2 separate regions of the Homo sapiens genome follow, and region 1 is linked to region 2. A link is a contact called in ENCODE POLR2A ChIA-PET data. All regions are on one chromosome and are shown on one strand. The core of a region is the stretch at or near the end of the contact, and the rest is flanking DNA. Distances in the headings are between cores, read along the strand shown. Region 1 overlaps LINC02608 (long intergenic non-protein coding RNA 2608). Region 2 has its middle 9.3 kb from the start of NTRAS.

Region 1 (4,527 bases), core at 1,659-4,158, 630 kb before region 2:
AGAAACTGATATTTCTTCTATTACTTTGTTGCTCTTATACATATTGAAGATATTTATGTTCAGTTTTCTGAACAGTGTCATGATACAGTTGTTAAATATATGTGCAAATGCTATGAATCATCAGCTCGTAGAACTGTAGAAATACATAAAAGAAAGTAAATGTAATGATCTTGTGCTCTTTTCCAATGCCCATTGGTTGAGTAGTGGAGAGATCTTTACAAAGGTTTAATGTACTGTTAATTCTCATTTAAAATTTTCTTGAAACAAAAGGAATACTTTCCAAATATTTAATAATAAAAGACCAAAAACAGCAGTGTGATTTTGTTTTCTCATTGATATCACACAGCATATGAATGAGCTAAATTTGAAGCTTCGAGGAAAGGAAAAGTCTTATCCATGACCTAGCTAGACAAGTACAAAAATCTATGTTGAAACTAAAATTTTTCGTAATACAAATCAATAACAATCTTATACATTCTTCTAACAAATTAACATGCAAATTTTCATTATAATAAACAGTATTATGCAAATTTGTTGTGAAACTAAGAATATGAATACATTATATAATTGATGAATGTATCATTTATTTTCAACTTATGTAATACCCCTTTGAATTCAACTTTAATAATACTGAGTTGACACAAGAGTTACTGAATTAAACAGACATAATTTGAAACTGATAATAAGTTTGCTTTAAAGTCAAGTTAATTCTTCTAAAAATAAAGAAACCAGATTTGACAATATGGATGTAAATGTTAAAAGAAAATTATTTTTGGTACTCAACTTAGTTATTGGAAAACTTTTAAGTATGTTTGGAATAACTTGGGTATGTGAATCTATTTTTTAAAACTATAAAGTGTGTGAAATATACAGATCAAATATTTCTGATGCAAATTTAGCATTTGAATTGAAATATGCTGTATGTTTAAAAATACTCAATTCAGAGATTTCACATTAAAAAGAATATAATATATATTTAATAATTTTTAATATGGATTATATGTTGAAATAATATTTTGGCTGGGCATGGTAGTCCAAGCTACTCAGGAGGCTGAGGTGGGAGGATCCCTTGAGCCTAGGAGTTTGAGGCTGCAATAAGCTATGATTGCACCATTGCACTTCAGCCTGGGTGACAGAGCAAGACTGTCTCTAAAAACATAAAACATAAAAATGAATTTTAAAATACTTTGGAGATATTTGGTTAAATAAAATGTATTATTAAAATTAATTTTACTTGTTTCTTTTTATTTTTTAATGTGGCTGCTAGAACATTTAAAATTATGTATATGTCTCACATTTGTGGCTAGTTTCTGACATTTCTTAGTTGTATACCTTAGGCAGGTGTTTTAACATCTCCACACTTCAGTTTTTCCCATCTAAAAATGGGGTTAACAAGAGTTCTTACTTTATAGAGTTGTTGTAAGAATACTTAAATAGTGTCTGGCATATAGTGATTACCATGTGTAATTGCTATTATTATTATTATTAACTATGTGATCTTGAGAAGTTCCTTAACCATTAATTTACTCATATGTAAAATGGTGATAACAACATCTACCTCACAAGACTACTTCTTGAATTAAATGAGATACGATATACAAGATTGCTTGGCAGGAGGTAGGTGACCACAACATTGCTGAAACTTCCAGATCTTTGATGATATTCAGAAGGTTCTGTTATCTGGCTTATCTTGCCCCTCTTAAATTCAATTGTGTTTGTGTGTGCGTGTGTATGTGTGTGTGAGAAAAGTTGTAAATTATAAGGTGCTCTTTAGTTGTTAAACATTATTTTTATTATCCCCTACCATAAAACTGTCTCTCCAAGTATATGTTCCCTAAACTTGCCTTACTTAAAGCCTTCCTAGCCCCACTCACTCACCAGCTAGACTGAAATTTTGCTTTTCCATGAGGCCCTCACTGTGGATTCCAGCCCCAGTATAATCTCCTAACCCTCTAAATTCCTGAGACATTTCCCACCCATTGTATATTTTTGTCAGGTAATCCTATACTACTTTGTATTATTGTTTAATATTATCACCTGTATGTCTCCCTGGTCAGGCTACAGTGACTGTTTTATAACTTGTGAATTTCCCAACAGCACATGATAATTGCTCAAAAAAACATTTGGCCACCAAGTGGGAACATTTGGAAAAATTGGAAGGGAAAAAGGAGTTTTGACCCTGGAGATCTGGGTATACTCTGTAAAGGACAAAAAGTATCACGGGATAGAAGGAGTTTTATGCAAAAGTTTGAGATAAGCTTGAAAGGGCTGAGTACAGCTGATATGGAAAAAGAAGGGCGGAGGTGGTGGCTAAGGACAGAGCAGAGATTAGGAGCATAGTGGACACCTGCCCTGCAGGACAGTCCTGGAACTCAAAGCAGAGCTCTGTCTTTCCCATGGTTCCCCCAACAGCTATTTCCAGCCACACCCAATTTTAGAAGGTGCCACAAGGCCTCAGCCAATCAATTATCTTGCAAATCTCAGGCAGCTCATTCTGAGAGTTGCCTTCCTCTTGCCCTGGGAGCTTTCCCCACACCCAGGCATTTAACATGTTTTGAAATTCTTTCTTCTGCTTGAAGTTTTTGCTGACCACCTGACAGTGAATGAAAGCAGGTGCCCTACTCTACTGCCTTCTGAACTCATAAATCCCTCCTGGGTACTCTATCAGAAGAAAATACCCTACCACCTGAGTCATTGCAGAATCTACCATCTCCAAACACAGTGCCTACTCCATAACATGATGAATTGATGTCACCAAGTTGATGCTTGTTTGGGCCACAGTGAAGGAAAAACACAGCTAACATGGAGAAAAAGAAACTGCTGTTCAACCATGACTCATGGGCTTACCTCACAACACAAGGTTCAGGTTTGTTTTGCATTTTTGTGGCTCCAAGGTGATAGTGAATTGGCAAGGAGAAAAGGAGACAGCATGGTGGAAGTCAGGAGAGGTGTGATTCAGTTCTTGTCACCAACCGCAGTATGAGTTGGGCTGGGTATCAACTCATTTGAGTTTGAAAAATACAGACATGTCTTACCGCCTCAAAATTTTTTTATTCAAAGTTAGTCTGTTCCCACTAGGCATGATGCCCCAATGACAATCACACCTGAAAGGGGTCTGACACTATCCCTGGGAAAGGATCGCTAATTTCTGGATCTGGGGAAGTAGGACATGCCAAGTCTAGTTACCTTGGCCACCTGGCTCAAGGACATGGAACTAACAGAGACCAGCATACATGGATAGGGACCCAGCTGGCTTGATCTTTCACTCTTGCTTTTTTTTTTTTTTTTTTTAAATCCAACCAGGTTCAGCCAGACTCTTCCTCTCTCTTTGAAATGTTATTCCCAGCCCCAGGCCAAAATCTGATTACATAATTAGGCACTCAGTAAGTGTTCTCCAATGCTGATTTTTAATGAACTTGGACAATGCTGCTTCCTGTTTTGAAAGAGACAAACCCATTTGAAAAGCTAGCCTGTGCCCCTAATACCCACAGCATCTTGGAAATCAAATGGGCATTTTAATCACTTTAGAGGCAAAACCAATCAGATATAAATAGGTTAAAGTTCTTACAACTTTAAGACGGCAGCTGTTGAAAAGGAAAATTTGGTAGCAGGATATGATTGTGAAGCCAAAACTAGTACTGGCTGATCTATCTATCTATCTATCTATCTATCTATCTATCTATCTATCTATCTATCTATCCATCCATCCATCCTACCTAGTCACAGATTGTTCTGGGCTAACATCAAGATTATGAGACCTGGCGAGGTAGCTCATGCCTGTAATTCCAGCAATTTGGGAGGCTAAGGCAGGAGGATTGCTTGAGCCCAGGAGTTCAAGATCAGCCTGGGCAATATGGTGAGAACCCATCTCTACAAAGAATGAAAATATTAGCTAGGTGTGGTGGTACATGCCTATAGTCCTGGGTACTCAGGAGGCTAGGGTGGGAGGATCACCTGAGCTCAGGAGGTCAAGGCTGCAGTGAGCTGTGATTATGCCACTGCACTCCAGCCTGGGCAACAGAGCAAGACCTTGTCTCAAAAAAAAAAAAAAATTATGACTATGCTGACTCAGGAGTCTACCATTTTCCTGAGATTTTGGACTGGCAGGTAAAAGATATTTGTAAGACTTTGGATGGCATCTTCCTAACAAATCACTTCTCGGTCTCCTGGGTAACTTTAGAGGGCACTTTGGAGTTAATTCGAGGCCGTTTTAAGTGCCACACCAGGCCTGCTGATGTTCCTTAGTGGAAGTAGAATTAGGCTGACTTTCCCAGCATTTTTGATATGTGTTGAGTAGTACAAGGGGCATGAGGAAAAGGAAATGTTGGAGATAGCAGGCTTGCTGGGAGAAAGGGTAGACATTGAGGAGGGGTGTTGTACTTATTTACCATAAAAGCTGTTCTATCTTCTCACCCTATATCCATGACTACAACTCAGGATTAAATGCTAACACTAGTATTTCCTTGCTTAAAACCTTTCATCTGAACAATGCTTCCCACTGCATCCTTGGTCTGACATTTAAATTCA
Region 2 (4,136 bases), core at 1,000-3,499:
CTAGGCCTCGGCAGCCACCAGCCTGGCTGCGGGTGGCAGAGCTGCCACCATGAATTTCCAAGCCTCAAAAGCACACTGCGCTTAGATGCGTTGCTTGGCAGTGGCCTTTCTGAGCAAGGCCCCGGGGGACTGTGTGGAGCTTGGGCGAGAATGTGGTTGTAGAGCTGTATATGGGGCACTATCGGTGGTTTCTGTGGTGGGCCCACACAGAAACCTCTGTTGTGCTTTTACCCTGAAGCCAACAATGTGCCCCAGCTATTAGCTCACTGGACAGTCTCCAGGAACTGGGCCCAATGCTGCTTCCTCCCACAAAACAAAGCTATAAACTATTGTTCCTGCCCTCCTCTGTCCACAGGCCCCACTGCCCACAGCAGGCATGTCTGCCAAGGCCAAGGTCAAAATTTGCCAATGAGCTCAGCAGCGGAAACTCAGTAGTCTGCGCGGTTACCTCCTCTCTCTCCATCAGGGCATTGGAGGTCATTCCTCTCATTTTTTTTTGAGATAGAGTCTTGTTCTGTCTCCCAGGCTAGAGTGCAGTGGCATGATCTTGGCTCACTGCAGCCTCAACCTCCTGGGCTCAAGCAATCCTCCCACTTCAGCCTCCCAAGTAGCTGGGACTACAGGTGTGCACCACCATGCCCAGCTAATTTTTGTAGAGATGAGGTTTCTCCACATTGCCCAGGCTGATCTCGAACTCCTAGGCTCAAGTAATCCTTCTATCTTGGCCTCCCAAAGTATTGGGATTACAGAGGTGAGCCACAATGCCTAGCCCCTCCCTCTCTTAATCTTCCATTTCCCTTGCCCATCTCAGTTACAAGGAGCCTTGGCCGTGGGAGATGGATCAAAAGTCAAGGGTTTGATGCTGACTTCCATTTTATGTGTGTGTGTCTTCCCAGGGCTTCCTGGCCTCTGCCTCGACATCCCAACCCAGGAGTAAGGACAGTCACTAAGGGGTCGGGACAAGGGTCTGCCTGCTGTCTCCACTTAGCCTCCTCTGCTTCTCTTCTCGACATTGGCTGTCTGTCTGGGGTTAGGAGAGGATAAGAGGAGGTAGAAGATGAGGCTGGGGTCCATACTTATGGGCGAGAGTTGCCTCCTCTGATTTGGAGTCACAGGCAGTAGCCACAACCCAGCCAGCCCTGTCCCAAGGAAGATCAAGAAAAAGCACAAAGGGCTTAGTTCACAGCTCCCTCTCCTGATGGGGCCAGAGACCCTGCCCCCTGCCTCTGGATCCGCCAGCGAGTGCTTAGACCGGTGTAGATAACTTCCTTTCTTGTCACCCCTACCCCTGCACCCTGAAAGTCTCCTGAATTGGAGTGGGGGAATCAGTATGAAAGAAGCTGGGTCTGACCGGGCCTAGGAATAACGATCTGGGAGCATGACAGGCTGTTCTGGAAGAAAGGGAGTTTCTTTCCCTCTTCCCACTCTTTCAACAGCCTGGCTCTAGTGGCAACATGTATCAGGGAATTATTATTATTATTTCCATTTGGGATATAATTATAGTAGCTCTGAGAGCAACGCCTTACACACTTGGCACTGCTGGGGAACGTCGGCATGTAAGTACATCACAGAGTCATCTTATCTCACCCCCTCCACTCTCTTCTCCTTGCCCTCCAGCCATGCTCCACCCCCACAGACATTTATGGGACTTCTCTGGCTCTGGGCCAGGAAGATCATTTTGACTCCCTCCCCATTCCCCAATGCCTCTGGAGGGCCCCCTTTTTAGCTGCATCCTCCACTGGGTCCAAACCCAGCAATCCCCTGGTTGAAGCCTGGGCAGCTGAGATCACTGGTCTAGAAGGGCCTTGCTCTGGATTCTCAGCTGGGGTGGGGTGGGGGTACACAGAGCCCTGGCAGCCAAAGGAACAGGGTCAATGGCTGGGCAGGGTTGAGGAGGTACGGGGACCTGGGTGTGCAGGGGGCTTTGGAGTCAGTTCTCTGACTGGGGTTGCTTCTGGAAACTCCCTCCAGCTCCACAGTAGCCCGGGGCTGAGGGGGGCAACCTCAGCGATGTCGACCGGGCACGGAGAAGGTCCTGGGGCTGGCCTGTGGCCAGGAAGCCTGGCTGCTGGGTCCTCTAGGAGCTGCCCAGTGCAGAGGTGAGGCGGCTTGGTCACATGCTGGCTTCTTGGCCATTAGTTGTGGATGCAGTGTGTGGCACCAGGGCTGTGGAGATAAGCTGACAGCCTCCCCGTCCCGGGAGGGCCCCCTACAGTGGCGATACTGTAGCCTTGTTATCCTTCCGGAGGCGGTAACTCATGAGAGAGGCAGTGTGGGGAGGGCGCCTGGAGCCCTCTATCTGCAGGAACACATCCCAGTAATGCCTGCTGCCTATGAAAAGCCTGTGAAACCCGTTGAGAAGGATAGCCTGTGGCCACACGACTCCCTCCAGGATTCTGAAGGTGTGAGAATGGGCACAGCCCGTGGTCTCCCCATCAGCTACTCCCCTACTTCCCAAATTCTCTTATGACAAAGCCATTTGAGATTTATGTCCTTGGCCATCTTCTTCTTTCCATTGAGTGCATTTCTTTTTTTTTAATTTTAATTTAATTTAATTTAATTTTATTTTTTGAGACAGAGTTCCCTGGCTGGAGTGCAGTGGCACGATCTTGGCTCACTGCAGCCTCTGTCTCCCAGGTTCAAGTGATTCTCGTGCCTCAGCCTCCCAAGTAGTTGGGACTACAGGTGTGTGCCACCATGCCCGGCTAATTTTTGTATTTTCTGTAGAGATGGGGTTTCACTATGTTGGCCAGGCTGGTCTCGAATTGCTGATCTCAAATGATCTGCCTGCCTCGGCCTCCCAAAGTGCTGGGGTTGCAGGAGTGAGCAACCGTGCCTGGCCTAATTTTTATTTTTTAACTTTTGTGGGTACATAGTTGGTGTATATATTTATGGGGTATATGATAAATTTTGATCCAGGCATACATGTGTAATAATCGTGGATGGGGATGCATCCCGTCGCGTTTATCCTTTGTGTTACAAACAAGCCAATTATACGCTTTTAGTTATTTTAAAATCTACAATTAAATTCTTAATGACTACAGTCGTCACCCTGTTGTGCTATCAAATACTAGATTTTATTCATTCTTTCTACTATTTTGTGCCCACTGAGAGTACTTCTGCTTAATCAAATCGTTCAGGAGGTTCAGATCATCATAGGGTAGAGAATGCTTATAGGTATGGGATGACATAAACTTGAAGGACGGCTTGAGTTGCTAGGGAAGAAAGTTGCCATTGGATTTTGGTAAGCCATCTTCCCTTTTTCACCATTCAGAGAATCTACAAAGAATCATGTAAGGAAATCAAGTGCTAGAGTGCCTTTCACCCATGAAAGGTAGGACATACCTACAAAGTCTAAGACTTGCTCTCTTTATCCTCTATGTATGTTTCTGACTTTTTCCCATCCCTTTTCTCAACACTCACCCTTCTATGTTCTGGGGTGTTAAGTGACAGGTTTACCCACAGGCAGGGGATGCAGAGGGGGCCATAGGAGGGAGATGGCCATCTGTGCGTGATGACCAGGTATGAGGTGGAGCACAGGCTAGAATGGTGAGTTCTGCCTAGGGTGGAGTGGAGTATTAGAGGAAGCTCCTGAAAGGAGGAGAAGTTCCCCCAGTGGACAAGTTGAAGAGGGTACTCTGGGCCCAGGCAGAGTCGCCAGAAGAAATACAGAACACCCAGTTAAATTTAAACTTCAGATGAACAGTAAAACAATTTTAGTACATGTCCCAAATATTGCATGAGACATGCTTATACTAAAAAGGTGTTCATCATTTATCTGAAATTTAAATTTAACTGGACATTCTGCATTTTGATTTGCTAAATCTGGCAATCCTAGATCCAGGAAACAGCAACAGCGAAGACAGAAATGGCATTTGTGGGAAGGAGGAGTGGTTCCACCGGGCCTTGGGCCATCAGCAGCTGTGATTGCTTTCACTGGGAGGTCCTGACTTAGCTCAGGATTACAGACCACCTGCCAGCAAGTGCCCACACCCGTTGCTCTTAGCTACTGCTTCAGCTCTTTCTTTCAGGACCACCTCGTCACCAGCTGGAGAAATCCAGTTTCAAGTATTCATAATTCATTCTTTTCTTCCTGAAGCTTCTGTGTCTAGTCCCTTCCCTTGGGTCAGTATTCA

Evidence for each region. ChIA-PET counts read pairs that join two places held with the same protein, here RNA polymerase II (POLR2A).
Region 1: POLR2A ChIA-PET joins it to region 2 with 13 read pairs in OCI-LY7. The contact joins two enhancer-like sites. POLR2A ChIA-PET finds 5 or more read pairs at or near these places in 2 of 52 experiments (OCI-LY7 and activated T-cell).

What each region holds. Positions count from the first base shown.
Region 1 is chr1:212,259,437-212,263,963 of GRCh38, reverse strand. All of the region lies in intron 1 of LINC02608 (long intergenic non-protein coding RNA 2608), which reads left to right. Among named protein-coding and RNA genes, the nearest start is that of LINC02608, 23 kb to the left of the region's middle. RefSeq lists an enhancer at 4,296-4,465. Within about 2 kb of position 2,908, at least 4 of the 41 ENCODE cell types and tissues checked have a DNase peak (open chromatin) inside an H3K27ac peak, as active enhancers do.
Region 2 is chr1:211,628,457-211,632,592 of GRCh38, reverse strand. No RefSeq gene overlaps it. Among named protein-coding and RNA genes, the nearest start is that of NTRAS, 9.3 kb to the left of the region's middle. RefSeq lists an enhancer at 1-240. Within about 2 kb of position 2,249, at least 4 of the 41 ENCODE cell types and tissues checked have a DNase peak (open chromatin) inside an H3K27ac peak, as active enhancers do.